Regions from separate parts of the Homo sapiens genome. Here regions 2, 3, 4, 5 and 6 are each linked to region 1. Evidence: chromatin loops called from intact Hi-C (ENCODE). Cell type or tissue: heart left ventricle. All regions are shown on one strand. Links, peaks and the distances in the headings refer to the core of each region. The heading gives the core; the rest is flanking DNA. Region 1 has its middle 440 kb from the start of SQOR. Region 2 overlaps LOC105370802 (a long non-coding RNA gene). Region 3 overlaps LOC105370802 (a long non-coding RNA gene). Region 4 overlaps LOC105370802 (a long non-coding RNA gene). Region 5 overlaps LOC105370802 (a long non-coding RNA gene). Region 6 overlaps LOC105370802 (a long non-coding RNA gene).

Region 1 (5,358 bases), core at 538-4,537:
CAGGTATAGAAAGCCAGAAGTGCCTGGGAGTTTACTTCCTCTCCCCTATAAGGTGTTCTGCTTAGTAAGTGACTGGAATATAAATTATTCCTCAGAGTTTGCTCTAACTTTTGAGGCAAGAGATCTGCCTTTCAGAGTTCTGTAGCCATCGGTGTACCTGACTTGATCAATAAGCCACCTTGCTGACCTTGTCTCCTACTGCCCTCTGCCTCTCACTGTGTTCCAGCCACAGTGGCCTCCTTGCTGTGTTGTATATCCACTGCAAATCTTGATTTCCTGTTCCCTCTGTGTGGAATGCTTTACCAAGATGGCTGATTAGCTCACTGTCACGCTTTCCATGTCTCTGTCAGAGACCTTCTTTGCAAGGCCTTTTCTGATCACCCAGTGTAAAATGACAGCACTTCCTCTCTCTGTCATTCCTTGTCTCTCTCAGTCTGTGTTAATTTTTTATGTAGAACTAATCAGCATCTGACGAAGCTTTTAGTTACTTTATTATTATAAGTGCAATGAAAGTAAGGACTTGGATTTATTAAAAACCTGTAAAACAGCTTTAATGAGCAACTATTATATACTGGTCACTAATTGTTGCATTAATGAAAGGTGGAAGGATGCAGGGGGATTGGGAAGCTCCTTAGAGACAAACTACTGAACAATGTGGAAAAGACCTTTGCTTGTTGGAGGAGTTGAAAGAAGGCCACTGTGAAGGAAGCATACCAAGCCAAGGGACGATGGAAAAGGAGAGTTTGGCAGGACGAAATCAGGTGGGTTATCGAGGACAAATTAGGATAAATGTTCAAATCCCCAAGAGCCACCAAAAGTTTTAAAACAGACGAGTGATGGTTCATGTACATACTGCACAGGCCTCTCTGATTTTGTGTAGAGAATGAGCTGAGAAATGGCAATTTTAGAGCCCAGTGCAGTGGTCTGGATGGGAGGTGACGTAGCTAGGATTGGTGAGGTGGGGTGGGGGAAGGTGGTGGTCAGAGGTCAGAGATGCTTGGGGAAATTGTCAAGACTTTCTCTGAGAGAGTTAAGTGGAGATTCCTGACATAAGCAACAGTGGCTGCTGCTGTCTTGCTGAGCCTGGGAATCTAGAGGAGTAGGTTATGGGTATTGACCCTTGGGGATGGCAGAGCAGATTATGGTTTCCATTTTAGGTATATTTTCTTTAGGTATAGAGACGTCTTCTGACAGACCTATTTATCTAATCACCTACTTGGCATTTCTACTCACAGTTACAGGCATCTCAAAGCTTAGTATATAGCCTGTAGATGGTATTTGAACTTGCTGGAGAAATCTTCTAAGGAAATGTGTGAGAAGCAAGCAAATGAGAGCATAGGCCTGACTCTTGAGACATTTTAACTTGTAACAGAGATCAAGAGGAAAAGAGAAATCACCATAAGATGGCCCTCCTCACTTAGAGATTCATTCAATCAATTTTTGACTAATGAAGAAACAGGTGCCGAGGGGAGTGAGGAAACTGACCTTATCTTATGGGCAGCTGGGTCGTGAGATTGAAGCAAACTCTTTTTGAAGCAGGGGAGAGTAGAAAGAGTAAATAGTTCAAAATTAGGAAAGGTTTTTGAGCTTTCAGTAGAGTACTTAGTTCATATTACCACTATTTTTGTGGACAAAGGATCTTGAATGTTTTCACCTTCCATCTGAAATCTCTGTCCTCCTTCATTTATAATTGTCTAGAAAAGATGCTTCCATCTCTTTTTTCTTCACTAACCTCCCCTCTGCACTCTCATGACTGCAAAAATTTCCTATGAGTTGCAAACCTTCTTTTAATTAAAAAATTATCTGATTTCTCTTTCTCAGGGATATGTGAAGCTCATGTGTCTACAACTCTTAATAGTGTCAGAAAACAATAAATTGTTGATGGACATGTATTTAAACAATACGCAGAATGTGACAAAAGTGCATTTTTCAAACTTTAATTCTAGAGACTTCTCCCTGTGTTCTAGGGGGAGCTATAATTCTCACTGTTCTGGCTAAAGAACAGATTCAGATCATTAGCATTCTGTTCCTCACAGTAGGGGAAAGTTTTGCAATAAGTTATGCTCATCAGTGCTCCTGCAGACCTTTATGAACAAGGCTCTCTGAGCCCTTAAACGCTACGTCTACCAACTTTATAAAGGTTGTAGAAACCAGTTAAGACAAATCACTAACTACAAATGTAGATCCTATAGGGGACCTGCCAGATCAATGCCATTAGACCCCCTAAATCTTCTCCAAATAACTTTATTATCTCTCCTCTTTAGAGTCGTCATAAAACTAAGTTTGTACTTCATGCCCTTTATAAAGAGCTGAAGTCCTTTGCTCTTTTCGATGAACAACATTTTAGTCAAAATGTACGTGCGCTCCAATTGCTTGGTGAAAAATAGGTCACTGCTAGTCATGTTTAGCATTCTTCTTTCTTCCCCTTTGGGATAGAATCTACTTTCAGACTATTTTTCACAGAGAATAAGGATTAGTGCCTCTTTATCAATGTTGTCCATATCCCCACTCAGTATACTTTATTATCACTGCTAGAAGGTGCTTCTCAAAGGCTGAGTTGTAGAGCCATAAAAAAAATCAAGCTCCCCAAAGCCAGGGAAAATTGAAATGTCACTCTTTACAAGGAGTTTTAGGAGGGAGACTAAGCATTTACTTCAGTACAGACCATCCATTCTATGGCCTAGTTTAGAAACTTTCAAAATCAATTTTAAATCTTTTCTTTATAGCTTTCACATCCCTCAATATCATCCCTTTTTCATTATGAAATTGCCTTGGCCAGGCAGCACAGGCTGGGGTGAGGCAGGCTTGGTTGGGTAGGAGAGAGACTGGTGATTGATTTGTTGTCCAGGCAAGACCCCTCCTGCTGTTTGCAGCGCCGCACACCAGTCTGGCTGCTGGCCTCGGCGCTAGCCCCGGATGCATTAAGCCTGCCTGCTGTTTGGCAGACATTTTCCTTTGTTTGTGCTCCTTGTGCTGCTCTAATAACCCTCCTCAAGGCCAAATTAGATTTAGATGGACGGGGAAGTCAGCTAGAGGCTTCAGAATGACTATGCTAATTAGAAACCAAAATATAAACAGCAACTCCACATGGATCTATTAAATAGGCCAGCATTCTCCATAGCAAATCAAATTAAGAGAAATCCCATTATCTTGCTCAGGGCTTTTGCATTTTTTTCTGACCACATGTTTTAGTGTTTGAGCAAAACGAGGATACAGAGATATTTCATTATATGTCTGGTTCTAAACTACAGCCGTTTCCTCCCCTACTCCAAATTACAATGCTACCGAGCCATTATTCACAATTAAAGCAAACTATTTTTTTAATCCACTGTAAGTTTATGTATCACCCTCTAAAGATTTTAGGTTTTAATATGGCCTCAAATATTTATCCTCACCAGCTTGGCTTCAGTGTAAACTAGTTGCCACAAAGTGTTCTAAACAGCTTTCTGAAAAGCTCTGTGTATCCTATGGGAGTACATGTTTATGAATATCTGCTATAGAAAATGAATATTTCATCCATTAATTTCTAACCTTGTACACTAAGCTGGTTCTACAAGGGAATGTAAAACAAAAGTAGCCTGTTTCTTTATTTAAAATGAGCCAATCCTAGTGGCCAGGAAGTTTTTAGGAACTTAATATTAGAGACAATGAAGCAGCTGAGATGAGCTGTCACTAATAAAGTCAACAGTTGCTGAGCTGGTAACAGGAGGAGGAATAAAAAGTGGGAGGTTTGGCCAGGTGTGATGGCTCACGCCTGTCATCCCAGCACTTTGGGAAGCTGAAGTGGGTGGATCACCTGAGGTCAGGAGTTTGAGACCAGCCTGGCCAAAATGGCAAAATCCCATCTCTACTAAAAATAAAAAAAACAGCGGGGTGCCTGTAATCCCAGCTACTCGGGAGGCTGAGGCAGGAGAATTGCTTGAACTGAGGAGGCAGAGGTTGCAGTGAGCCGAGAAGGCACCACTGCACTCCAGCCTGGGAGACAGAGTGAGACACTGTCTCACCAAAAGAAAACAAAACAAAACAAAACAAAAAACAAGAAACGGTTTGTTCAGAGGCTGGGGCAAAAGGGGGCGGGTCTCTGATAGTCATCCTTAAAATGCTTCTTATTCACAAGGCAACCCTAAAAGGTAGGTATGTCAAAGCTGCATGGTGGAGAATCACAGCTTCTTTCTTTCATTCAACTTTTTGTAAAAATAAGCTTTTCACCACTCACAGCATTTTTCATTAGCACTATGTGTTAGGTGCTCTAGTGACACAATGATCAGCAAGCTGGCAATCAGTCATTGAGGGAGGAGTAGGATGCTGATCACCCTTGATATCTGCTCAAATTCCTCAGCTCCCAGCATCCCCTAGGTGATAATTGATCACCCTGGCCTGCCTTCAGCAAGAATCTTGTTAAGTTGGTTTAATAAGAATCTTCTTATCCTTGACATCTCATCTTATTTTCCATCCTGTGCCTCCCTTTCCCCCAGCTTCTTGGCTATAAATCCTCAGTTGTCTACTATATTCAGATTTAGCCCAATTTTTCCCTTCTATTGTGGTAGTCTGGACACCTATTGCAATAGTACTATTTAAACAAGTGTCAGTAATTTTTTTAATATTTGGCAAGAATAGATACAGGAATGCTCTCTTCTTATAAAAATGCTGAATAAATAAAACGTCTTCCCAACATAACATATTGCTTAAACTAAGTTCTCTGTATCTATCTATCTATCTATCTATCTATCTATCTATCTATCTATCTATCTATCTATCATACCTATCTGTCATGTGTCTATCCACACATAAAATACTCAAAGTTTCTAAAGGAATCTCAAAAGGAATAATGTTAAATATTCTCCACTAACCATTACTGCCTTCAGGGTAATGATTATGAGTCATTAGCAAGCATGTAATATCTTCTTGTTTAAGCCTCTCCCTTCATACCCATTACTTTCCACCTAGGTATCCGTCTGTCTCTCCCACCTTTAGTCTAATGTCAAGGCATTGAAACAGGCCATATTTGAATAACTCTAGATATGTGCTCCCAACATGGGAAGCACTAGCCACATATGGGTACTTATGTTTAAATTAATTAAAATTAAGTAAAATTAAAAATTCCTCAGTCACAGTAGCCACATTTCTAGTACTTAATAGCCACATGTGGCTAGTGGCTACCATTTTAGACAGCACAAATACAGAGCACTTCCATTATTGCAGAAAGTTCTGTTAGATAGTGCTGCTCTAGAGAATTCACACTTGTTGGAACAAAAATTATAAGCAGTTCTTACAGCCACACTTTCAATAGCACAGGTAGTATGGAGAATATTACAGACTAACTTGTACTCATACTCATTTTTAAAGCTCTTTTAGTGT
Region 2 (5,358 bases), core at 455-4,454, 280 kb before region 1:
CAATTGAAGGAAAAATTGGAAAGTGCCCACTTGGTTTACCAATTAGGAGGAGATTGGCCAGAGAGGTTTTGTTTCTATGCTAACACTCATGGCGCTTTCACCATAAACCAGGCAGGTGTGATGCACCACACATACAATGGCACAAATACACCTCAGTTAGGTTTAAGTGCAGTGGTGGAAGCTGAATCAGGATGGCATTGAGTTGCTGAAAGAGCAGTTGGTGAGGAAATGGAGACACAAATAGACCTCATACTCTGTTGGGTATTTTGTCTGTGTGGGGAGGAAAGAGATTTGGTGAAAATCAGAGGAGATGTTGTCTTGAGGAAGTTTTTTTCCCTTCCCTTCCCTCCCCTCCCCTCCCTCCTTCCCTCCTTCTGTCCTTCCTCTCTTTTTCTTTTTTTCCCTTTCACATTTGAGAACTGTGAGACTCCTGAATGAAAAAATTCTAGAGATGGAGAAGCATGAGAGATGATGATGATGGAGTCAAGTCTCTAAGGCTGGAAGCTCAGGTGAAAGGATTAGTCCTGGATAAAAGGAGGAACATGTCACAGGGACAGTGATGTGTTTAGGAGTGGGGGCAAAGAGATGGAGATGGGGGAGGAGGAAATGAAAGGAGCTCAGTTCTCAAGTCCTCATTTTCCCCTCTGTGCAGAAGGAGGGAGGGGGTGAGACAAGAAACTTAGAAAGGCAGATAAAGTTTAAGAAATTGCTGATGTGAGGAATGAGAAAGGGACATCCAGAAGGACTGCCGAGCACCACAGAAAGTTGAAGGCTTTTGAGTTTTTGTTTCCCCACCCCCAAAAGTGTATACGTGATTCTGTCTAACTGTTCCCATGTGGAAATGGACAAGTGGCCAGGAGCACCAGGTCAAGCTGCAGATTCATTGGGTGTGTGATAGACTCTTCAAAGTCTACTCCTAGGTAAAACACCCAAAGATGAGTCAAGAAAAGTAGCAAGGCATCATGCCAATTCACAGTCTAAGACTTTGCTCACATAATACAGTGTATTTCACTCTTTGTTGGAGATCCATAAAACCCAGCTACTAGGTCATTGCACTCAAACAGCCAGATGGTAGAATTTAGCATAGATGGTTTGAAAAACCAACAAATGAATGGGTGAAAGTGTGAGTGTGAGGTGACTCTTAACTGGGCAGGAAGAATGAAAGACCAAGTGGTGAAAGGTGTGAAATGTGGCATTAATAATTACTTAATATAGATATTAACTTTCTTTGTGGAGGCACTGAGGCTTTTTTCCCCAACCCCCAAGATTCTAGTTTTATAATAAAGAGAATCCAGCAAGAGGAATAATACAGTTAGGCAATTCTGTAGACCCAAAGATGTAGCTGTTGAGCAAGAAACTTCTCAAGCCTTCAGAGTGATGGGGTAGGAATTCAAGAAGGAGTGAGAAAGGCCAGGGGACTCTGGTTTTGATGCTGCTCTGAGCCAGGTTTTCTGTTTATTACACGGTTTAATGTAAGTGTAAGTGAGCTGCCATAGAATTTTAGAGCTGGAAGAGGTACATGTGCATTTGCATGCCAAGCAGGGTTTGAGCCAAAGTCCAAAGACAGCTGTATTTGCATTTCATCTCATACGGGGCCGACAGCTGGTCTCTTGTGAAGCTATCTGTCAATTATTAGTGGAATCTTCTGTGATCCTGCCTGACCCACCAAGTCCCATGGCTTGCCTGCTCTCTGAACTTATGCCTATTATTCTGTCCTGCTTCAGATGTAGAAAAGTCTACTTTTTGCAGAATTTAAGATGAACATATGTGTAGCTGCAATGCCTCCTCTTGTCTCCCTCACCTGAATGTGAGTTGCTATCTCAGATAAAGGACGAAAGTAGGACTTGGGTATAATAATCTCTCCAATGGTATGGGTAGGGGCGTGAGGAAGTAGCAGCTGCTGTTAAGGACCCAAGGGCTCATAACTGTCTCTACTGGCTTTTATATCCTCCTGCACTCCTCATCAGAGAATTGGGCTGATGATGTCATTTCTCATATAAATGCCAAGAAATTGACACTTGCATTTGAGTGCCTCGTAAAATGGCTTCCATCAATTATCCCTGCTTAATAGCATTACAATGTTAATAACAAATAATTCTCACTAAAGACTTGGGATTTTTAATACAGTTAAGTGTTGGCCTGTGGCCATGGTTCCCTTCCCTCCAACCTCCAACCCAAATCTTGTTAATTCTCACAAGCTAGTCTGAGCTAGAACAATGAAGTGAAAGGCTTGTGGGGAAAGCACAGTGAACTAGTATTTGAGTGGTGTTGCAGTAGATGGCGCTATTTCCTCTGAATCCAAGCCCGTTTATTGTGCTGTAATCAAGAATGTGTCACATTCCAGGTAGCAACAGAAGCAAGAGATGAAATGAGGACCTGCCTTCTAATCCATCAAAAGCCAGATTTCACCTCAAGTTCCATCATATGGATATTTGAGTTTCGGGCAATGATTAGCTGTGTGTGTAGATTTAAAAAATCTAGCAAGCATTTATGAACATAATGTCCATCTTCAATTTTGGCCAAGGTAAAAGTTCAGCTCCTCATTTCTTGAAGGATTCTAGACAGTCAGAGATGTAATTTTATTGTTGTTTTTTAAATACAAAACTTATTTTTTTGTTTTTATTTTTTTAAAATCAGTTTCCTCAGGTTGAATCATGAGGATAAAATTTATTTTTACATGTCTGAAACCTAAGCTACGATCTAGGCTGCATAGGACTTCTTGTTGCCTTTCACAGGCCTGGATGCCAACTTCACAAACTCAGCCATGCACTTTTTAGAGATTGTATTTTACTGAGCTTAAGCAAGGATACATATAACCCTGTTTATAAGATAATTCACTACTTACAAACTGTTGCCTAATACTTGATTTGAATCCTCCCCTCTTTTTTCCCCACAGCTACATCACTGATTTAGTCTTTAGCTCTGACAGGGAGTCTGAGTTAGGGATGATGTCAGTCTAGTAGCAAATGAATCGGTTAGGAATCCACAATTTTGACAGATTCAGTATTATTAAAAGATCTATCTTTTGTGCCATTATACTCCATGTTCACTATAAAAGAATTAGAAAATATAGTAAGCAAAAGGAAAATAAACCCAAAGATCAAAATGGTTGCACTTTGGTATACTTATTTTTAGTCTCTCCTCTCTCTCTCTCTTGCTCTCTTTCCCCTCCCTGTTTCTCTCTTTCCTCTCCCTTCTCCTATCCACTTATATAACACGTGTGTGTGTGTGCGTGTGCCTATCAATAAAGGCTGTCAAAGTCCTTGCAGGAAGCAGATGGCACACTGCCTATTTACAATGCCTAGGGACTATCTATAAAGGTGGACAGAGTTATGGAAAACTGGTAAGTACCGTACAGCTATAGTAGGGAGCTGTTCAGGTAAAGGGGTCTTCACCTACAGGCCCTGAACCCAGAAAGCTAATGGATGGATTGCATCTTTCCTGGCCCTTTGACTTTCAGTACAGTTTCATCTATGAGAGGCACCTGCAGAAGCTCCCAGGGTGTGAGGAGAGTGAGGTGGAGGTGTTATTCTCCAGGCTCCCTCCGGCTAGTTTACCAGGGCTTGGATGCGTCCCTCCACTGAGGGCACAGCTATGCTTCTGGACAACCTTCATACAGTTTCTCTGAGTTCTGGTGGCCTCTCCCTCCCCTTGCCTCTTCGAATCCTTGCTCTCAGTGGTCCCTCCGTCCCTTGTTGTTTTCCCTTTGCCTTGCTCTCACCTTTTAAAATAGTTGCTTTAGGCCAGGTATGGTGGCTCACGCGTGTAATCCCAGCACTTTGGGAGGTGGAGGCAGGAGGATCTCTTGTGGCCAGAAGTTCAAGACCAACTTGGGCAACATAGGGAGACCCTCATCTGTACAAAAAGTAAAAAAAAGCCAGGCACAGTGCCTCACGCCTGTAATCCCAGCATTTTGGGAGGCTGAGGTGGGTGGATCACGTGAGGTTAGGAGTTCAAGACCAGCCTGACCAAAATGGTGAAAGCTTTCCACTAAAAATACAAAAATTATCTGGGCATGGTGGCGCACCTGTAATCCCAGCTACTCGGGAGCAGAGGCACGAGAATAGCTTGAACCCAGGAGGTGGAAGTTGCAGTCAGCTGAGATCGTGCTACTGCCCTCCAGCCTGGACAACAGAGCGAGACTCTAAAAACAACAAAAACAAAAACAAAAAACAAAAAACAGTACCTGTAGTTCCAGCTACTTGGGAGGCTGAGGTGAGAGAATTCTTTGAGCCCAGGAGCTCAAGGTTACAGTGAGCTAGGACTGCGCCACTGCACTCCAGCCTGAGCAACAGAGCGAGACTGTGTCAAAAACAACAACAAAAAAAGTCACCTTATTAAAAAACCTTTCTCAATTACCTGGTTTGAGTGTGCTTTCTGCCTAAACTCTGATTGATACTCCTGTCTTTCATCAAGTCTCATAAATTCTCAGACATTTTATTCTGATTGTTGCTTTTACCTCATACTCTAATTTCTCTCCTGGAATTTAAATGAGATGTATTTTAAAACTTCTCAACTCTCTTAACCTCTCTCTCTTATTTTCTTTTGTGTTAAATTTATGTAAGTATCTCTCATATCTTCTATATCTTTATCTCTTATTGCTGCATTTTGAATGATTTTTTTTTACATCTGTGTTCTCAGCCATTTTTACTCTTTAACCTGTTCGTTGAGTTTTACATCATTTTCATTTCTAGAAGTTCTCTCCTTCTTTTTTTTTTTTTTTTTTTGAGATGGAATCCTGCTCTGTCGCCCAGGCTGGAGTGCAGTGGCATGGTCTCAGCTCACTGCAACCTCCGCCTCCAGAGTTCAGGAGATTCTCCTGCCTCAGCCTCCCCAGTAGCTGGGACTATAGGCGCCTGCCACCACACTTGGCTACTTTTTGTATTTTTAGTAGAGGCGGGATTTTGCCATGTTGGCCAGGCTGGTCTCGAACTCCTGACCTCAAGTAATCTGCTTGCCTCAGCCTCCATAAATGCTGGAATTACAGGTGTGAGCCACCGTGTCTGGCCTAGAAGTTATCTCATTTTTTTTTTTTTTTTTTTTTTTTTTTTTTTTTTGGCACAGTGCCTGTCCTTTCCTTATGGTTTCAAATCTTTTTAGTTGAAACCACAATTATTTAACAATCTCTTTTAGGTTGTTATGTTATCGATCATACAAATCTTTCCTTTTGCAATGACTGCTGACCCTTCCTTATGGTAACTCTTTTTCTACTACGTTTTGTAATTTTTTATTGTCAGCTTATTTTCAGTCAGAATTTATTTATTTGTGTGTGTGTCTGTATGTCTTAGAATGTTCTGTATCCTTTAGGTATTAGAAGTCTTATTTCTAAACAGTTTTGTGTTTGCTTTTGCTAGAAGC
Region 3 (5,358 bases), core at 448-4,447, 160 kb before region 1:
AGGTAGGAGAATTGCCTGAACCCAGGAGACAGAGGTTGCAGTGAGCTGAGATTGCACCACTGCACTCCAGCCTGGGCAACAGAGTGAGACGCTGTCTCAATAAAAAACAAAACAAAACAAAACAAAACAAAACAAAACAAAACAAACCACAATGTGATATACTGAGTGTGAAGCTCCTCTTCTAGAATGGCAAATCGGGGACCTTGGTGTACAGATGTGCTGCTATGCAGTGATGGCAAATAAATCTGTGCTTGTTTCAAACTGAGTTTTTAGATGGGTTACTTAGTATTTAGCCTTCTATCACCTTCAAACTACGAAATTCTACCTCTAATCCTCCCATGTGTAAGAAGACACCTCATGAGAACACATCATTCTCTGAGATAGTGATTTATTTCTCACATGTTGACAATCCTGAAAAAAAAAATCTCTTATGGTCTGAAGCTGGCATATTGTAGTTTTAAGCAGAGACCCCAAAGTAATCCCATTTCTGGGTGATTTCATTAACCACTTGCAGTGACTTTCCTGATCTGGAGATGATTTTCTACCAGAATCGGAAGTACTCATTCCTTTGGTATTTATTTAGTGTCTTCCATATGCCAGGCATATGCTCAGTGCAAGATAGAAAGCTCTTTGTCTTCAAGGAAGTTAGGGTGTAGAGTGGGAGACTGCCATTCAAACTAACAATTCCCATTCATGATGATGAGTTCCACTGAGGTCTGCACAAGGTGCTACTAGAAAGATGGGGAAGTAAGCCAACACAGCCTAGTGGGGGCACTGGGGAAGCCTTCTTTGAGTGGAAGATGATGCCTGAGTAGGCATAGGAGGAGGAAGAAAAGTGTTCTAGGCAGAGGAAACAGCACTTGGGAAAACAGAGAGTCAAGAAAAAGTAAAAGGAGTTGAGGATCTCCAAGTATTTTGCAATGGCTAGAGGATCAACCCCATGTGTGTGGGCTGAAAACAAGGCTAAAGAGGTTGGTAGAGCCTCCCTCATGTGCTGTGATCAAGGAGTTAAACTTTATCCCAAAGGCTGTGGAAAATCTCTAATGGAGTGTAAGTAGGGGAAAAACAAAATACAGACATGTGTGTTGGAAAGCTCTGTCAACAAGATGGAGTATAGACTATGGTGGGGGATGATGGGAAGAGACAGGTAAGGAATGAACCTAGAGGGCTGGGGATTAGTGACAAGATTGGCCCAACGAAGGAGTAATCAATGTCAGATGGAAGACCATGGCCTTTAATTGCTGTTGAAAAACCCTTTCATTCCTTAATAAGCCCTATTTGTCATGGTACATTTTTTCGTGTTCTGTATTTACCTATGTTATATTAGAGACTTTTACATTGTCATTAACTAGCAAAATTGATCTGAATTTGGAAAGTGTATTTCTTTTCTATGCTTTGAAAGGGTTGAAATAATACCACATTATTTGTTCTTTAGAGATTTGGAAAAAAAAGCTTTTGAATCTTTTTTGACCTAGTTTTCTTGGGTGTAGGATGTGTGGGGAGTAGTTGTTCTTTGACTTAGAAGAGAAAGATGATAAATCTATAGTCATGAAATAAATCAAGAATACTTTCAATTTGGATGTTATAATTTCCTAGAAAATATTTATTTCATCTAGAAATTCAAAATTATTTTTATAGAGTTTTTACAAAGTACTCATAATTCTTTTTAATATCTTATGCAGATGAGGTTTCTTTCTCCCTTTAGTCTCATTGTTATTATTTGTGTTTGTGCCTTCTCCTTTTTAATTTTTGTTTAGGCTAACTGCTGATTTATGTATATTACTTCCCCCGCCAAGAATCGCCTTTTGGTTATATTGATAAATTCTACTTTCTGTCTTCTGTTTTATAACATATGCATTTCTTTTTATTGTAAATAATGTTTTCCTTCTGCTCTCCTTAGGTTTAATTCCTTTTAAATTATTGAGTTGAATTCTTATTTAGTAATATTTAGTAATATAAGTATAGAACTTCAATTTTTCTACTGTTAACAGCTTTAGCTGTTTACTATGGTTTATTATTAACTGAGTGCATTTAATATTATTATTTTCTAGATATTCTGCAACTTTGGAGCCAATAACAGAATCATGAACTAAATAAATTGTTAGAGAATGAGTTAGCATTTTCAGGTGATTCATTTTGTTACTCATTTCTACTTTTATTGCATTATAACCAGACAGCATGGTCATTACTATTATTACAATTTGTTTTTTGAGGTTTATTTTGTGCCCAATATATAGCCAAGTTTTTGTAAATATTTTTACAAGTATTTGAAAACAGTTCTATACTCTTTTTAAGGATGTGGAATTATAAAAATGTAATTTAATGAATTAGATTCTAGATTCTTTATATCCTCACTAAATTTTTGAGTATTTAACCTATTTGAGGTTGAGAGAAATAAATCAAAATCCTCCTCTATTTGAAGAATTCTCATTAAATTTTCTGCATTTTACACTTTATGTATTCTTATGTTATAATAATTAGAATGTAAAATGTAACATTAGTGATGTCTTCATTGATATCACTAGATTGAATGTTTTTGTGATGATAAACTGTGCTTTGGCCTTGTTTAATATATTTTTTGCCTTGAATTCTGTCTGGCAAAGACGTAAATAAGTGCAAAAAAGAATAGTAATATGAATAATTTTACCTATAACCTTTATGAATGACTATTTGAATAATATAAAGCATACAGCTAGTTTTTGTTTATTCAATCCAATTTGATAATTTTTGATGAATTTATTGTATTTACACATACACATGTAACATACATATTACATTCATAACGTGTGTTTCAATCCTGTCATCTTAGGGGTTTTCTCTTTCTAATGCTTCCATAGTTTTCCATCTTCAATCTCCCATCTTTGGTTATATGGTTTATGTCTTCTTTATTTTGGTTCTGTTGCTCCCCTTCTACTGACATTTTGAGAGATTTGTAATCTGGTTTTTAGTTCCTCTGGGGGTCACTGTTATGACTGTAAATATTTTTTAAGGCTAGCTCTATTGACTCCTTGCTATGAAATACAGGGAAATAAATGCCCTTGTTCATCCATCACCCATATCTCACTACCTTGCTTTTTAATTTCTTTATTTTCACAATGTCAAAGTTTACAAAACATATTAAATGTTGTAAAATTCTAATGGCTCCATTGTTCACCGCCAGTCCTTAAATATCAAAGCTTCCCCATTTCTGGTTCTTTACTTTGGGTCATCTTTTGGCTGGCTGGGGCTCATTCTGTATCCGTTTTTCTCATGAGGGCTTATGGTTGTTAGGTCCTGACTGCATATGCATGTCTAAGGACCGTATTTATGGCTGATAATTGGTTGGCCTGAAATTGTTGGGGTACGGTTATGTCTTCCGAAGACTCTGTAAACATTGCCCTGGAATTGAATATTCTGTGGATGTATCATGCTAACACAGTGTTTCTATTTTCATCATTGCTCCTTACCCAAAGATCCTTTAATATTACAGATATGCTCTATATTTATTTATATATTATGGTCCTCTAGAAGGCCACAAACTATTATAATATCTAATATTATTTTCATTCCCCCAATAATAAATTTTTGTCCCCTTGAAGGCAATATCATCCCTCTTGAGAATGAATGTAGTAACCTGATGACCCTTATCCTCTTGTAAGTGACTACTTTTTCCGTGTAGATAGTGGATTTATTTTTTTCTGCAAATTTTCTTAATTCATAGTGTGTTTTTTTGCGACTGCAGATTTAGGGCTTTCTTTTATCTCTGCCAACTTTTATTGTATTTTGAACTTTTTTCAGGGCTTATTTATTCCATTCTCTTATCGAAAAATAACAATTCTATATTAGGTAACTGCTTTCATCTTCCACATCTCTAATCTTCTCTTTGTCATCTTCTTTTGTCCTTTTTCCCCCATTTTGCCTAATTGTCTCAAAAAGTACACATCATTGCATTTCAGATATATATTTTTTCTTTCTTGCTGCTTTTAATGGTTTTTAAAATTTGGGTAGTAGTTTTATTGTCTTCTATTTCATATATATCATAGCATCACTGTTAGAATTATCGTTCTAATTTTGGGGGTAATCTTTTCCTTCTCTCCCTCTCCAGGTAAGCAGATTGCCAGCCAGAGGATCCATGTGAATTTGCAGCATAGTTCCATGGCTCATAGGTCTTCTATTTGATGATTCTGTACTAATTTATTTTGCTTAGTTGGATGTTGTAAGCAAGTTCAAAGCTAGTTGCTATTTCTGGTCTTTTTTCCTCCTTGCCTCATCTCAGGCTGTTTTCAGCATAGGAGTCTTACTCGGAAAAAGCAAAGGTGAAAACAGTACTTCTTCAGTCCTTGTTCTCCCTCTGTTCATCCGTGTGTAACAAGACTCCTCTACCCTTCCCCTCTTCTCCAGGATGGCCTCCACCTCAAATGGCCTCATGGTCCTCCTTCTCATCGTTCTAGGTAAAGCTGGGACCCATGGGTCCCTCCCACTTATTTTCAAAGAAATCTGCATTCTTATTAAGACTCAAGGAGGTATGAATTGTTTTTCACTATCTCTGGTTTGGGTCTAAGGTTTACTATCTTTTGACAGTATTCTTCACAGCCTGGGGTTGGGAATTGTAGCCATTTTCTATTTTTCATTTTAGATGCAGTTTTCTTCATTTTTTATTCTTTTGGATTGTATCTAATAATTTCAGGAAATTAAGAAGAGTAAATACAACCTTAGTCCTCATCCTTGACTAGAAATTCTCAGCTCATGGTTATGCATCTCCCCAGTAGGTGCAGTTTACATTCCCTGTTCAGAGTTGTGACTAGGATCAGGCAAGAGGCCACTAGTTATAAAATAGGGATGCCTATTAGGCATGCCCAGTTAGGGATTTCAGATAGTTAAAGGATTAAAAAAAACCCTGTTACATTAGGAAGTGTGAGAAATAAGGATACAAAGAGGCAGAGAAAAGAGAGAAGGAAAATTCTACCAGGTTTCTGTGACAAGATGGTTGTTGAAAATCAACAATGAAATTAACTTGAAAATTACCAGAATCCAAGGCTGAGGAGGAAAATCACAATGGCCTATTCAGCTTTCATCTTGATGAGGGGAAGCACATTATCCAACAGAGATTAACCATTATTCTGCTCTAAAAATTCATATGAAGAATTTGTTAAATGAATATCTGCGTGCCCTTTATGTTTCTGACAGCAGGAAGGTTTGGAGAAGAGGAGCTGGGGGCCTGGCACTCAGCTGGTCCCCAACAGTGAGGGAAGAACTTGCCTCTGCCCTCTGGGTTCACTTCCTGATGCTGGTCCTGGGCCTTCCTCCTGTGCTTTACACCTGGTGCTTTACACCTTGGCAGTCTTGGTTCCTGAAACCTAGGTAATCCTTCTGACTTTG
Region 4 (5,358 bases), core at 537-4,536, 360 kb before region 1:
TAGGGAGATATTCTGGCATTGTACCAATATCCTGTTCCTCACTGAACCTTTACCCACCATCCTTAGCAATTATTGACATCTTCCTCTATCATGGTTGCCACATCATAGAATAAGATCTATAATCTCCCATTTCTGTCATCCTATCTACTTTTATTAGTTGGCATTCACTGTAAGGAAGGGCTTTCCCTTCTCACCCACTTGTTTATTTATATCTTTAAGGCCTCATAGATTCTCATTTTATCCAATGGATTGTAAATCATCACTATCATTATTTATTTCAAAGGTCAAATTTTCCAAATTTGGCCAGTGAAACTCCCTTCAGGCTGGCTCCCAAGTCCTTTTGACACGTCTGTATCAATCTTTGAATACTTCTTTACTTTCTGAAACAAGATATTCCAAACCCACCTTATACTTCGTACTTATTTATTTAATTATTTATACGCTAAGGTCTCATTGATTCCCATTTTATTGAATGGCTGTAACCCATCACTATCATTATCTATTTTAAAGTAACTGCTATTTTACCTCTAGTCTCATTTCCCTAAAATTCATCCAATATTTGCACCAGATTAATCTTCTAAAAGCATAGCTACTGTCCTTATTTTTTGACCATGCTGGCATCTTTGAAGAAGCAGGAAAAAACCCAAGCTTCTCATCCAGCATTCAAGACGCTCCCCACTCTGTCCCCATTTGCCCTGGCCATCAAGTTTCCCAAGACTCTCTGATGTGTTTCTCCGTGGATGTTATGAGCACCTCCTCATCCTCTCATCCTCCCTCCCTCCCTCCCTTCTTTTTTCTCTCCTCCCTCCCTCCCTCCCTCCCCTCCCTCCCTCCCTCCCTTCCTTCCTTCCTTTTCCTTTCTTCCTCCCTCCCTTCCTTTTCCTTCCCTCCTTCCTTCCTTTTCCTTCCTTCCTTCCTTCCCTCCTTCCTTCCTTTTCCTTCCTTCCTTCCTTTTCCTTCCTCCCTCCCTTCCTTCCTTTTCCTTCCTCCCTCCCTCCCTTCCTCCCTCCCTTCCTTCCTTCCCTCCTTCCTTCTTTCCTTCCTTTTCCTTCCTTCCTTCCTTCTTTCCTCCCTCCCTCCCTCCATCCCTCCATCCCTCCCTTCCTCCCTTCCTCCTTTCCTCCTTTCCATACTTATCTAGAAGCTGCAATGTGTCAGGCACTGAACTAGGCACTGAGGACAGAGCAGTGAATGAAATGAAGTTCTTGCTGTCATGGAGCTTGTCCTGGAAAGAGACAGTAATCACACAAATACATATGCATCAGGTAATAGTAAATGTTGTGAGAAAGAATAAAGCAGAGTAAGGGGATAGAGTGAATGGTGCGTGATTGAGGGTGTGTCTATCTCTCTTTCTACCTGTGTGTGTGGATGCACAAGCGATATTTTACACAGGGCACATCTAGAACTTCCCTACCTTCACACCTCCTTCGCTCATATCATTCCTTCTATTTGGCATTTTCTTCCTTGTTGATACTTGAGCTTGAACTTCAAGAAATAAGGTTTTCCAGTCCTCATGACGTCTTCTCTGATTGCCCCAGACCCAGTGATCCTTCTCTGAACAACAACAAAAAGCAAGTAGAAAACATGGGTCTGTATATACAGCATGTTATATTGAAGTGATAAAGTTATACTGCGAAGCATTATAATTTATATATATAATAAATTATATATATTATAATTATATATAATATATATATCTATTCCTCTTTCTATCTTATCTCTGTAGCACATAGTAGATGCTTGATCAGTTTGAATTAAAACATAAATAAAAGGACCCGTGAAGATGAGAGAGATGGGAAATATGGCGGACTTTTAGAAGTTAGTGAAAAGATTGTGACTTTTTCTAGAACCTTTGGCTATGATCTCACGCCACTGCAGCATCTGCAAGTTTGAGGATTCTAGAGCTAGGGTTTTATTTTCTAATTTCATAGATGGCAGATGACTGAATGACAGTTTCACATCATATTTTCATGTCAACTGCTCTTGATGGTTATTTCTGATTGATTTGACACCCTGGTGAATTCCTGCAGCAGATCTTTTTTGAAGTTTATTTTTTATTTTATATTTTAAGTTCCTAGGGTACATATACAGGCTGTACAGGTTTGTTACATAGGTAAACATGTGCCATGATGATTTTCCCTGCAGCAGATCTTGGAAAAAAAGAATTGCCATGTTAGAATTCAATGATGTTAGCCTGAAACAAGCAAGAAAGCAGACAGGCATATAACCAATCAACGCAGCCTCCTCCCTGCTATCGCACGTTCTTTTCTTTTTTTTTTTTTCATCCCCAAATAAACATAATACCTGTGACGTTTAAAGTCTAGGTCAGATACTGTCTGCCTGATGTAGCAATTCTCTCAGGCTGTATCTGCGATACCAGTGCGGCCGGTGAAGAGGGCGATGGTGAATTGCACCAATAATGCTGTAGGTGGCGCTGTGTACTTGATGCATGTGGCCAGCGTGTCTCGAAGATTTCTTTGGAGAACGGATGGCGTCTGGCATCGTTTTAGTTAAACGTGATCTGTCGGTTTAGTTTCTGTGGAGCAAGTCTGAGAAACAGATTAGCCAATTTCTGACCCTAAATGGAAGGTCAGACGTTCTGTGCTCAAATGTAGCATTCGCCGTACCCTGCATGATATCTCGGGCTGGGCATTGGAATGATGCTCATAGGCTGTGAAAATGACCCTAAGGTGTTTCTTCCGAGACTTTGCCGGGGCGTCTTGTCTGGGTTTTGTACTTGGAAGCAGAAACTACATTAGAGTCACATTCTAGGCCTCTGGAGGTTAGGGGGAGGTTGAGTTGAACATGACTCATCAGCTATCTTTAAGCAGCAAGGCCGTTTGGTGCTTTAACTGATGTAGCTCAATTTTTCAATCCAATATTGCCCTTTAAAGTGGGCCCCTGGTTGAATGAAGTCTTTATTGCCCTCATCCCATTCCCAAGTTTTTGGAGCTCTTTCTTTGTTAAAAACCTTTATGACCATTCAGGAAAATTGGCCTAGCGGCTCTGATTGTGTACTGCAGATCACCTAATAGGAGAAAATTGGGTGCTGACTATATCATTTGTCAGCCAAACTGCAGGATCTCGAATTCCTTAATTAAACTTGCAGGTTTCAGGTTTTAAAAAATGAATTCGTGTCTTCGTGTCTTATTTTTACAGATTTTGAACATGTAGAATTGAGAGAATTGAAGAGCACCTAAGAACTATGGACTAGATGACCTCCTAGTATATTACAATGCTAATTCCCTAAACACATTTACTAAAGGCATATCTGACTTCAGGTGTCTCTTATATATTCTTATATTTAAGAAAATATTCTCATGTATTTATATTGAAGGGAATGAGAGGATGCTTCCTATCACATTTCTCTGTGAAGTTATTAAAGATGAATTTGAATATTTTTACTTTTTTGTGTTGTTTTTAGATGACTTCCTCCTTTTACTTGTGACCAGTAGATGGCTCTATGGCTTTCCTTGAGTTAACAGGAGTTAGTTTGGTGCCTCTCAAAGTAGAAGGTTAGTTCAGTTTTGCCCTGGCCTGAGGGGAAATCTTGAGCTGTTTTTTCCAATCCCACAGGAGAGGAGGATGGCTGATGAAGGTTCTTTCCCTCCACCTAGAAAGATTTAAAGAGTACTGACCTGTCTTCGTCTGTTTTCTGTTGCTGTAACAGAGTACCATGAACCAGGTACCACCACCCTCCTACACCATCCCTACTCTCTGCCTCTGGATCTCTGAGAACCTTACGTTATGAGTGAATGTGTGTGGAGGGGGATTGTCCACTGGAGTCGTCAGATAATGACTAAGTCTGGGGGCTCACGTGGGCATCAGTCCTGTGGATGGTCACTGGGCAGTGTGCTGGCTACTGTTGATCAAAGGTCCTGCCCAGATGCCAGAGGGAAGGATGACTATTGTGACTCCTCAGCTCTGGCCATGTAGAACACTAATGGAGTCTGGAGTATCTGACTATCTGTAGCACTGACTCAGTTCTGTTTGTCTCCCTGGTGCTGGGGGTGACTGCTTAGAGGAGGTGGGGCGTGGGGGTGTATCTCTGGATGCTGTCTGTGTTTCTGTCCACATGGTCTCTCCAAATAAAGGCCCTTTGTGAATTGCCCTCATCACTTTTCTTTCATTGCTGTCATTCTAGGAGTGGGAACAACTGTGCCCAATCACATATATTCTTAAATCTTTTCACCATATTCTTGTGAGGTAAAAATTGCTAGTGCTCACTCATACCTGGTTCTCCTTTCCTCCCTGGCACAAGTGAAGTTGAAACTTACCAGCCCATCTTGTAGTTAGGTGGAGCCATGTGACCTGTTCTAGCCAATACAATTTGAATGGGAATAGTATTTCATATTTCCAGGCTGTTAGGGACTGAATTGTCTCACCCCATCCCCTCAACCCCATTGAAGCCCTAACTTCAATGGGATTGTATTTGGAGACAGTCTTTAAACAAGTAATTAAGGTTATAATGGTGAGGCCCTAATCCAATTGACTGGTGTCCTTATAAGAAAAGAAAGAAACAGTAGGGATCTGCACACTTCATGTGAGCATGCAGAGAGTAGGTGGCCATCGGCAAGCCACGGAGAGAAGCCTCCGGAGAAACCAAATCTCTCACACCTTGATCTCGGACTTCCAGCCTCCAGAGCTGTGAGAAATAAATTTCTGTTGTTTGAGCCACCCAGTCTACAGCATTTTATTATGGCAGCCCTAGCTGACTGATATACAGGCTGAGGAATTTAACAGTGAGTGTGAGTTCTCCATTCTCTCTTCCTCTCTTTATTGACCTTCAGGGGATCTGTATTCCAGATGATGTTGCTAAAAGCTAGAATGGGGAGGCCCAACCCAAATAACTTTTCTTGTGCCAATCCACTGATATTTCTGGTTCAGTTTTGCCGTAGTATAGCCCAGCATTCATCAGGCAGACCAACTCAACCTGTACCTCGCCTTTGAAAACAAAAGCTAAGCATGTGACCATTTGGCTCTGCAATTCCATGGGATGAATCCTCCTTCAGGCAATGGATGCCTCCTGTTTGGATGCATGAATGGGGTTGACTCACAACATAATTGAGAATATCAGGGTAAAAGAGTTGGTTAATTGATCGCAATATTATAGTGCTACAATTACATAGGGCCCCAAGCAATCTAAGCGGTTTCCTCTTAGTGTTCAAACAGCCCTCCAGATCTCAGAGACCTGATGAGATGCTTGAGGTGAAGGTCAAAGGCAAGGTGGGCCTCTGGCATTTCTCTCTTTAATAAGAACAAATCTACTTTTGTCTGTGTATGGTTTTGTGTGAGATTTAATTTAAACGAAGAGTTCTGTTGCTAAAGAAAATTTAAAAATCACTCTGGTGTTTCCAT
Region 5 (5,358 bases), core at 564-4,563, 270 kb before region 1:
GGAAAATGTTTTATGTATGTATGACTGAGTTGCTGATTGACAGAGTTCATGGATGTCTCTTTTGAAGTGAGAACAATCTAATCCTGGAGCCACAGCACCACCCACAGATGTCATACTAGATCTCAGCTGTCAACATGCCACCTTATTTTATTGCTATTTTCTTTTGCTTTTGGCTTTCATCAGCTATTGTTCTTCAAATAGCTGGACCACGCTGTAGCATGCCACTGTGAGCACATTTTGTTTTTTTTTTTTTTTTTTTGAGACGGAGTCTCACTCTGTCCCCCAGGCTGGAGTGCAGTGGCGCAATCTCGGCTCACTGCAAGCTCCGCCTCCTGGGTTCACGCCATTCTCCTGCCTCAGCCTCCCGAGTAGCTGGGACTACAGGCGCCCGCAACCACACCCAGCTAATTTTTTGTATTTTTAGTAGAGATGGGGTTTCACCGTCTCGATCTCCTGACCTCGTGATCTGCCCACCTCGGCCTCCCAAAGTGCTGGGATTACAGGCGTGAGCCACTGCACCTGGCCTTTTTTTTTTTTTTTTTAATAGCCACAATTGAGGACTGATGTTGAATGTCCACTGAGTTTACTTTTAGGAAACTTTGTCATTTAAAAACATATCCCAGGAAACCTGTTGTGCCTTAGAGTTACTCATACTACATGGGTCTTTGAGGTTAGGTACCTTCTCTAACCAAAAACCTCATTTCTGTTTAAAGTGAAGTAATGTGAAAGAATGCCAGGATAAAAGCTACTCAGCACATCTGGTGGGATTTCACTTTGTAGTAGAAGGGAAAAAACAAAACAAAAAGCCTTAGAAGTTTTCAGTGCTAAACTGTATCCTCAGAATTCTAAGCCACAATGCACACAACAGCTGGCTTATAGAAGCTCTCAGATAGTTGCTTTGGTAGTGAGGATATGGCCTCTGCTGTGGCTGTGGGCACTGCTGGAGTTCAGATCTGCCCAGGCAAGTCCAGTGCACTGCTGAGATGGGCTGCCAGCAGCTGGGATTTTTGAATTTATTTGCATGATGGTATATACTTTTGGCTTGAGGAGGAAGGAGGCCATTTTGTGTGAGCTGTGTTGCTGGTGGTGGACCCTGGGGAGAGACAACAAGGGGGAGAGAGTAGGCCAGCTCCTTGGACTAGGGCTGAAGCTGAAGACACTGTCTTCCATGACTGAGCCTCTGGTCAGTAGCAGCACCACATGTACTCTCCCAGCCCAGTGTGACTGGGGTACAGAAGCATATTCCCACGTCTGTATGAACCACAGTATAGCTCCTGCACAGGGAGAATGGGAAGAAATGTGCTATCTTCGCAACTGGAGGGTCTGGCAGATTTGGGAGCAGGGAAGGTAACATGGTGCAGTCTTGGGGTGGGCTTGGTTTGACTGCTTGCAGAAGGACCTACAGAAGAGGGGCTGGAATGGGAGAGGAAGAACATGGTGGACAGACAGTTTGATTTCTAAGTGTGTATGTGCCGTGCCCTCTGGAGGCTTGGAGGTATAACTGTGAGAAGGTCGCAGGAAGCTAGAGGGCTAGATAGAGGGTTAGAGCCATTGAAATTTGAATGTTTATCATGACTTTGTACTTGCAGCCTGGTGAGACTTGGGAAAATCCTAGTTATATCAGCCAATAATTTTTTTATTTTTTTACCTAACACAATTTAACAATCACTAATCCTAGAATTAGTGACACATTCTCTAAGATGGATAAAAATGACAAAAGGCTGATAAAATTATCATAGCATGTGTGTATCAAATGCTTCTTGTGCACCCACTCAGATTCTCTTGGACCACTTTTTTATTCTAGTTTTTGCTTTGGCAGCCATCTGTGTTCAGGTGTAACCTGACCCTGTCTCACCTCAGCTGCACTATTTATCACTTGCTTTCTGTCCTGGGGCATCTTTAGTACCATCACCTAGGATACCTGCAGAAATTTGCTCAGTCATTCATAGCCACACACATCAAGTGTGAGAAAGGTAAGATCTAATAGGCAGCTCTTGGCCAATAGGTAATGGGTAATATGGATACATTCTCCCCTGTTCTTTCTCTTCAGGGGATGATTCTGAGGTGCTTTCTACATGATTCTTCAGAGTGTTCCCAGTGAGAGGGAACCCCATTGCCCAAGAAAGAACCAGCTTGATAACACACCTGATTTTGTCTTTCTCTTCTTTTTTATTTCACTCTTTCCAGCACCCAGACCCCTACCCACTTCTGTTCCCACAAGCCCTTGTCTTGTGGAAGGGAAGCTTGCTTCAAAAAGTGGAGCAACCTGGGATAAGACAGGGTGACAGTCAGCTATACATGTATTGCTGACACCCTTATTTTCCCACCAGTGACATACCTGGAAAAAGGGGCTGAGGTGAGGTGAAGGAAGGAGGGCTGGTCAATTTCTTGTTGGTAGCAAAAGTCTGTTATTGTCAAACTCAGTGAACATTTAATACTCTTCTACTATGATCCAGGGCCTGTTTTTACTCAGAAATCACTGAGACAGATCCCTGTCATTAGCAAGCTCACAGATGATTTGGGGAAGGCAAACACGTACATATCTTACAACATATAGAGTACTAAAGAGAGGGTTAGTGTGCTTTAAAGCATGTAGAGAAAGGAACAGTTAATTTTGACTGGGAGTGAGAAGCCTCCACAGAGAAGAAGGCATTTGATCTGGACCTTGAGAGATGAAAAGGCTATTGAAGATAGAGAATTGAAGAGTTGGAGATGCTTAAAAAGAGTCTTACTGAAATGGAATTGGGGTGAACTTTACTGTCCTCCCAGCTTAGGGAGCAGAGGCCTGCAGCCCTAATTCCACTTCCTTTTCTTCCCCTACATAGTGTTTTGATTGCTCTCTCACAACCTGCCTTTTCAGAGATACCCTGCCTTCCTTTTCTCTCTGGATGTTTTATCATCTTTTGTATAGGACACAGTGAGAGAGCTGTAGTTCTTTACCTTGCCTGCGCTGGCTGTGGAGGCCTTATCTCTGGATGCTGGAGACTTGAGGAGACTTATTGGTTCTGAGTGATCTCCCTTCTACTAAGAAGCGGGATGACTTTAGTTTAGATGAAGGTTTTCAGGTGTGATTGCCTAGTGCACAAGATCACTGGGCAACACTCAAGGACAAGCATCTTTATGTTGAGTGTGGAGGTCACATTTGCAGGCTCACCTCCTCTTCTGCTACCATCTGGACTGCTAATCATAACATGTATTCACTAAGTGCATAAACAGGGGTGTATTATTTTCTTGTTTATTTTTGAATAAGGACCAGAGATGCATTTAATTTCCCACGTGTAGAGATTTGACAGAATTTTATGACTTGGACCCAGGAAGGGCAGGCTTGGTGCAAAAGACAGGTGACTGGAAAGGCAGGAACACATTATTCTCCTCACTCTAGTTCTTTACTGTTAACCTTACTCAGCCTTCTGAACATCTGCACTTCTCTGTCTCCCAGGCATGCAGATAACACATTTTTGAGTTTTGATTTCCCAGCTAGGGAAGCAGAACAGTCCCACCAGGTTAAACTAGAGGTTGTTAATGGTTGAACCTAACCTTGCTCAACCAGTTGACATTCTTTTGCAAAGAAAGGTCTAGATCATGGGTGAGTAGTTTAAGGTAGATGGGGAAGTGGGCATGTTGGGCATCTATATTGCTGTCTCCAATCCATTTCATCCTTGCTGCCATGCACACACTCCTCTTCCTATATGTACAAAGATACCTGTCCTAGCATGTTCTATCATATGCATGTCTGTGGATGTTCACTTTACTTCTGACATAGAAGTGACCCAAAGCACAGGGTTCCAAGAGGAAATGGATGATCCTTTGAAAATAATATAGTCCAATGAGGCTCACTGATAAAGAGACTATTATAAAAGTATTGGTGAGGAGAACCACTAGTTATAGTGCAGCAACCCAAATCTTGTAGCATTAAAACTGTTATCACCTGTAGTTTCAAAGGGATGGAAGAGAGGATGGTTTTTGAAAACTGAAAAAAGAGAGACTCACATTGAGTCAACCACATTGAGACGATTAAACGATTTTAAATCAAGGGGCACAGTCAGCTTGAGGCTACCCTGCAGGGAGAGATCCAGGTAAATACTGATCTTGCTTTCATTGTTTCCGTATTCCTATTTCCCGTATGGGACCTCCAATGGCCAAACCCAACCACAGCCAGAAGGTACACAAGCCATGCTGATATATTGAGGACAGGTCAGCCTCCAGGCAGGGAGCTGAGTGAAGGATGGAGAGTGGATGTGGAGGGGCAATTGGCAGAGACACCGAATGACTCTGTGGAAAGACATCTCAGTGTCTGTGCAAGAGTGCTCATCAGTCTCTCTACTTATTGTCTACCATTACTGTCCATTCCCTCTTCAGCTGCATTGTGATCCTACCTAAGTGTTATTATTCACCACAAACAGAATATGATTAAGATAATTAGAATGAAATAATAAACCCTATTTTCTTTAAAAAATAAATTTTAATACAATTTTTAATAAAACTATTAAACAAGAAAAAATTTTCTTGTTTTGTTTTTTTAAAAAAAAACAAGAATGGGAAGATATTTTTTCAGTCTTTGCATAATCTAGCAAGGAAAGAAATCTGAGCTATAAATGGTGGCCACAACCTTGTTTCTAGAATTAGTCGTGCAACCACAACTGGCATGGAAGGCTTTCTCCAGTGGTGCTTGTCTTAGTCCATGTGGGCTGCTATAACAAAATACCATAAACTGAGTGGCTTATAAACAACAGAAAGGTATTTTCACATTTCTGGAGGCTGGAAAGTCCCAAGACTGAGATGCCAGCAGATCCAGTGTCTGGTGAGGGCCCATTTCCTGGTTTATAAATGGCGTCTTCTTGCTTTGTCCTCTCATGGTGGAAGGGATTAGGGTCTCTCTGGTGTCTCTTTTATAAGGGCACTGATACCATTCATGAGGGCTTCCCCACAATGACCTACTCATCTCCCAAAGTCCCCACCTCCTAATACCGTCAACTTGAGGGTTAAGATTTCAACATATGAATTTTCGGAGGACATGAACATTCAGTTTATTGCAGTGCTATTGCTGAGCTATTATTATTTAACATCTGCAGAGCCATAGACACATGCTAAGTGCTTTATACAATTACCTCATTTAATCCTTACAGCAATCCTCATAGAAAGTTACTTATTTTCTTTATTTTATAGATGAAGAAGCTGAGGCTTAGTAAGGTTAAGTAACCTGCCCAAAATGATGAGTCTGTGGCAGAGATGACACAACTCAGATCTATCTGATTCTTAAGCACATGCTCTCAATCTCTAGGCAATGTGGCTTACCCTTCAATGGTTCTCTTGTCTTTGGAAAACAATTTTTCTGGCAGGAGAACAAATTCATCTCTA
Region 6 (5,358 bases), core at 704-4,703, 160 kb before region 1:
GGACTTTATTTTGTGAAGGAATGCTTGGCATGATAAGAACTCTGTAGAAGTTAACAAGTTGAAGAGGAAAAATGACTCATCAACACCGACATTTTATATCACTGTGTGGAATGAAGAAAAATACTACCACAAAATGGAGTTGTGGGTGATGGTTAGGAAATTAGACAAGAGCCATATAAACAGAAAGGCACTTCTTTTAGTTTTCTTTTTTTAAAAGTTTTTTTTTACTTTTGTTTTTTACAATAAAGAACAGGACAAAATGCATTTCTATCCAATTGAATGATTTTAGTTAGTGAATATTTTAAAGAGAAAGTGAGTAGGGATGGTGGTAGAGGGTTGGAGAAGACTCACAGGGTAATAAATCATAGCAATTTAGAGAGTACAGTTTGGGACTATGCTACCATGGACTAGATAAGGGTATTAACTGGGAGCTAGACCTCTGGGTACTGACACCATGGGCTAAATTAAGTGAAGAGCAGATGAGGGTCACACTCAAACCATTCCCACCCCTGCTGTCTAGGTGTCATCTACATCTCAGCTATAGCCAGAGACCAACTTCTTAATGTTAGCTGGTTTGCTCTAGCTAAAACTGATTAACTTTATTGAGGGCTAGTTTTTCTCTCTAAGAAGGTCCTTTTATTTACTTATTTATTTTTGAGACGGCATCTCGCTCTGTTGCCCAGGTGGGAGAGCAGTGGAGCAATCTCAGCCCACTGCAACCTTTGCCTCTGGGGTTCAAGCGATTCTTGTTCCTCAGCCTCCTGAGTAGCTGGGATTACAGGCATGCACCACCATACCCAGCTAATTTTTTTCTTTTTTTTTTTTTGGTAGAGATGGGGTTTTACCATGTTGTCCTGGCTGGTCTCAAATTCCTGGCCTCAAGTGATCCGCCTGCCTCGGCCTCTTAAAGTGTTGGGATTACAGGCATCGTGAGCCATGACACCTGGCCAGATGGTCCTCTCTTTGCCCAACTTTGTGCTATCAGGAAGGAGGCCTGAGGAGCTATGAAGCACGGACCAGCATCTTTCTAAATAACCAGATCAACTGAATCAACTGTTATAGTCAAAGGAGTGACAGATACTTCTTTAGATCCTTCCTTCCTTGCATATTAACAAAGTTAACTTACATAGAACAAAATACACATCTTTTTACAACATGCAATTTTCATTGGTATATAGTGCAATGTTTTCCAACACAAAGTGCCTCTCAGTCTGACAAGAATGATTCTTTAGAAAAGATCCCAGAGTTAAGATAACCTGGAAAAGACAGCAGTAAAATAAACCTTCTTCAAAAAATATTCTCAGAAGGTAGGAAGGAAAAGTGTGGTAGACACAGATATGTGCTGTCCTTCTGAGAAGGACGTCTGCTTAGCTGTGGGGCTTTGGGGAGTGTGGTCAGCAAGATTGCTTCCAGCTGTCAGCTGCTTTGGGCTCTCTCAGCTAGAGACAGTCACTTGGCCAGGTTTCTGCCTTTTCTAGGATGGTCTGTCATAACTGAGGGAGGTTTCAGCCCACCAGGCAGCTCAGATTGGCAATACACATTTCTGAGCCTCCTGCCAGCTTCCTGAAGACTTTATTAGGCCTGCGTTGCAGTTCAGCAACTTCCTGATTCCTCAGTCCTGCTTCCACATGCTTTCTTTCACAGGTGTTGACTCTTAACAAATAAGTGTCTTGCATCACAAACGCCAATGAGATGTCTGCCGGGGAACCCAGCCTGTGACAATTGGTGTCTGTTTCTGAAAAAGCAGGCAGTAAGATGCAGATCTGTAAGGCAAAACTGTGAAGCAGACAGAATATAGTTCGAGAGCACCTCCCATTGCCCCATCTGCCCTGTTCCCACCCTACTGCCAAATGTTCCCTTCCCAAATATCTAGGGTGGTCTTGCTCTTCTGGATCCCTCCACTTCCCCATCCTATGGTTCCCTACACTCTAGGTCCTTTTGCTTTTGTCTCCTGGATATCAAAATTTATGTCTAATATATAGTACATGTAGGTATGAACAGAGGATGGTATCTTAATGTTGCACTCAAAAAATGTTTTCCCTTTACTGGGTACAGTCAATTGGCATTCTTAAATATTGACTTTGTGCTATGAAATGTGGAAGGGATTGGTTTCTTGCCCAAGAGTTTCCTTGTTAGTTTCACCTGCCTTCAGCCTTGTCCTTTGTACATGTGTTTGCCACACTGTCCCTTAAACAGCCTTTCTTTCTTTTTTTTCTTTCTTTTTTTTTTTTTTTTTTGAGATAGAGTCCTGCTCGGTTGCCCAGGCTGGAGTGCAATGGAGCGATCTTGGCTAACTGCAACCTCCAACTCCCAGGTTCAAGCGATCTCTTGCCTCAGCCTGCCAAGTAGCTGGGATCACAGGCAACTGCCACCATGCCCGACTAATTTTTTTTGTATTTTTAGTAGAGACAGGGTTTCGCCATGTTGGCCAGGCTGGTCTCGAACTCCTGACCTCAGGTGATCCACCCACCTTGGCCTCCCAAAGTGCTGGGATTACAGGCACCTGGCCTGAACAGCCTTTCTAAAGCGTAAATTGATGGTCTTTGCCTTTGTGAAACTCCTCCATGGCTCTCCTGACCCTCAGAATAAAATAACAATGATGGTAATAGCTACCTTTTACCCAGTACTTTGTATAGGCCAGGCACTATACACAGCATTCTCTATGGGTTAGCTCAGTAGCTCCTCACCACATTGCTTAGAGGTGGGTAAATTGTTGTTTCCATTTGATAGCCTTGATTCAGGTGCCAGCTCAGGATGTCAGATCCTGTCCTCCTACCACACTGCCCCAATCTTTTTCTGTGGCTGCAGATGCCATATATAACTTAACATCAACTCATCTTTCCAGCATCACTAAACTTCTCTCCACTCCCCACGCTGAACTCCCTGGGCTCTCTTTTATTTCCAGACCTTTGTCCTTGCTGTTTTCTAGAACTCTTCCTGACCCATGCTGCTGCAATCCCAGCTGCTCTCTCCTCACTGAGCTTCTGTTCGCTTTTCCAGTCTCCTTTTAGACATCACTTCCTGTGTCAGCCCCTCTCACCCTTCTCCAAATAAGCTGGGGAAGATGGCCCTCCATGTGTCCACCATTACTGTGATACCTGTTTCTGTCATCCCCACTGGTCTGCCTCAAGTTCTTGAGGGAGGAAACATGTGTTGCTCACTGCTATATCCTCAGCACTGGTAGCACCTGACACAAAGTAGATGCTCAAATATGAGTGATGAATCCCAAGGGAATACATGTACTGTTAATTTCGTGATGGTGGTGGAGGTGTGGAGGCAGGATATCATTTCTTTGGGAGTGGTCTTTTCTTTCTTTCTTTTCTTTTCTTTTTTTTTTTTTTTTGAGACAGAGTCTCACTCTGTTGCCCAGGCTGGAATGCAGTGGCACGATCTCGGCTCACTCGCAACCTCCGCCTCCTGGGTTCAAGCGATTCTCCTGCCTCAGCCTCCCGAGTAGCTGGGATTACAGGTGCCCATCCCTACACCCAGGTAGTTTTTGTATTTTCAGTAGAGATGGGGTTTCACCATGTTGGCCAGGCTGGTCTCAAACTCCCGACCTCAGGTGATCCGCCTGCCTCGGCCTCCCAAAGTGCTGGGATTACAGGCGTGAGTCACCGCACCCGGCCAGGAGTGGTCTTTTCTAGGATGTAGTCATTTTTGCTCCTCCCAAACAAAAAGCCTGTTCTCTGGGACATCAGGTGACAGACTAGCTGTAGAGTCATAATTTCTCACTTTCATTAAGTAGCTGTCCTTATCAGTAGGATAGGTGAACAGCAGCAGAAACTTTTCCCTAGGGAATTTCAGAGGCCATGAGGTTGGAAACTGGAGTCTTAGTTGTCATAACCTAGTTCCCTTGCGTGGTGCTGCAGATCCCCATTGTCTGGGGAAGTCAGCTTGGCTGCTCACACAGTGGGGCAAACATGGGCTCCAGGGTGCAACTTGGGACTCAGATCTGGGCTCTGCCACTTGTTATCTCACGTCTCTAAGCCTCCATTTCTTTCTCTGAAAAATGGAGATACTATCTACTTCTCTTATTTTAAGCTGTGGAACTAATTTATGTTGCATTCCCAGCCCTCAATTAACCGTGGAGTGCACAATCTGATTGAAAGAACCCGATCGAGGCCATTTTCTGGGTGTGCATCCCTGTCTTCCTCTTTGGACAGCCTCTTGGGAAGGAAACATACCATTTAAAAAAGAAAAGTAGGGTTTGTGAGTGGAGCTGCAGCCATCTTGCCCGACAAATTGACCTCTTTGGTGATTGGGGCTACATTTTTTATCCAAGTCAGGTCCAGAGTCTCTTAATGCCATTTTGTCTCTGACCATGTGTGCCACCCAGGAGGATCTGGGGTCGTATCGTTCCAAGCCAGAAGAAGCCTAACGATTGCTTGTTGAAAGAAAATTGTTATGGGCTCTCTAGGTATTTGCAGCCTGACAAATAACTGTCTTTCTCAAAGAGTTTAGACACACATAACTAAACACTGAATACCCATATGGCCCATCACAGATGAAAAGGTGGTAAATAAGAAAAGCCCAGTGTAATCAATAATGTTGTCTTCTAAACTACATGAAGAAAAATTCCAGTCAATATCTGGGATAGTCAGTTCTTTTAAAACCAGGGAATGATGAGAATGAGACGATTCCATATATAGAAAACGATGTGAGGAAATCTTTATTCTAATTCAAAATGTTCACATTTTTGCAATTCATGAGATTTCTCTGTAGCAAAAGAGGAATATGATTGTATATAAAATTTAGTGGCTCTGAACAAAATTGAGTAAATGCTGGAAAAAATTTTGCCGTGTCATTTCGCCTACAAAATGATAAAGGAAAATAATAGCTAAAAAGGCAGCAAGAAATAAGCAGGCTCTGGTTGGGAGTAATTTTTTTTTCAAATGCATTTTTTAATTAAAAAGAAATTGCCTCAGTTAACTGTTTTCAGAAATAAGGCATAAGAATAACCTAAAAACACTGCTTTCTGGAAAGCATAGATATTTATTTTAAATCAACTTGGTTAAAAGACCTTTAACTTGCTATATAGCTCAGTGACTAAATGTTACTGCACTAAGAAACCACAGACTATTTTTCTCAGGATCTTTTATTTTTTCCCTTAGAGAGGGAGATTGTCTCTTCCCTGGTGGAGTTCAGTGAATCAGAATATTGGTCAAATATGTATTGAATGCACATGATTTGACCCGTGTGGATCCACTCTTTAGAGAAAATGGCCTTGATCGGGCTCTTTCAATCAGATTGTACACTCTACGGTTGATTGAGGGCTGGGAATGCAACGTAAATTAGTATGCTTTTTTTAATGTGTAGAGAGTGGTTTCTGCTGCTTTTGAACAAGCTAAAGAAATGTTT

What was found. Peaks named below come from ENCODE experiments on the same cell type or tissue, not always from the same donor. Only the 100,000 strongest peaks of a DNase experiment are listed, where the experiment ranks them.
Region 2: a loop joins it to region 1, with 2.7 times the contacts of the local background. A loop is called at or near these places in 18 of 110 quality-filtered maps.
Region 3: it touches region 1 in a loop (2.7-fold over the local background); 8 of 110 quality-filtered maps call a loop at or near these places.
Region 4: it touches region 1 in a loop (2.6-fold over the local background); 9 of 110 quality-filtered maps call a loop at or near these places.
Region 5: it touches region 1 in a loop (2.4-fold over the local background); 11 of 110 quality-filtered maps call a loop at or near these places.
Region 6: a loop joins it to region 1, with 4 times the contacts of the local background. A loop is called at or near these places in 7 of 110 quality-filtered maps.

The regions. Positions count from the first base shown.
Region 1 is chr15:46,077,209-46,082,566 of GRCh38, forward strand. No RefSeq gene overlaps it. Among named protein-coding and RNA genes, the nearest start is that of SQOR, 440 kb to the left of the region's middle. In heart left ventricle, for the core only: no CTCF peak of the experiment used is centred there; a DNase peak (open chromatin) is centred at 2,893.
Region 2 is chr15:45,793,381-45,798,738 of GRCh38, forward strand. All of the region lies in intron 1 of LOC105370802 (a long non-coding RNA gene), which reads left to right. Among named protein-coding and RNA genes, the nearest start is that of SQOR, 160 kb to the left of the region's middle. In heart left ventricle, for the core only: CTCF peaks have their summits at 2,260 (motif pointing right) and 2,463; no DNase peak of the experiment used is centred there; H3K27me3 peaks cover 595 bases.
Region 3 is chr15:45,912,492-45,917,849 of GRCh38, forward strand. The region is part of intron 2 of LOC105370802 (a long non-coding RNA gene); the gene reads left to right. Among named protein-coding and RNA genes, the nearest start is that of SQOR, 280 kb to the left of the region's middle. In heart left ventricle, for the core only: no CTCF peak of the experiment used is centred there; no DNase peak of the experiment used is centred there.
Region 4 is chr15:45,712,269-45,717,626 of GRCh38, forward strand. The region is part of intron 1 of LOC105370802 (a long non-coding RNA gene); the gene reads left to right. Among named protein-coding and RNA genes, the nearest start is that of SQOR, 80 kb to the left of the region's middle. RefSeq lists an enhancer at 2,643-2,937. In heart left ventricle, for the core only: CTCF peaks have their summits at 2,435 and 3,455 (motif pointing right); a DNase peak (open chromatin) is centred at 2,433.
Region 5 is chr15:45,802,775-45,808,132 of GRCh38, forward strand. All of the region lies in intron 1 of LOC105370802 (a long non-coding RNA gene), which reads left to right. Among named protein-coding and RNA genes, the nearest start is that of SQOR, 170 kb to the left of the region's middle. In heart left ventricle, for the core only: no CTCF peak of the experiment used is centred there; no DNase peak of the experiment used is centred there.
Region 6 is chr15:45,920,062-45,925,419 of GRCh38, forward strand. The region is part of intron 2 of LOC105370802 (a long non-coding RNA gene); the gene reads left to right. Among named protein-coding and RNA genes, the nearest start is that of SQOR, 290 kb to the left of the region's middle. RefSeq lists an enhancer at 1-699. In heart left ventricle, for the core only: no CTCF peak of the experiment used is centred there; no DNase peak of the experiment used is centred there.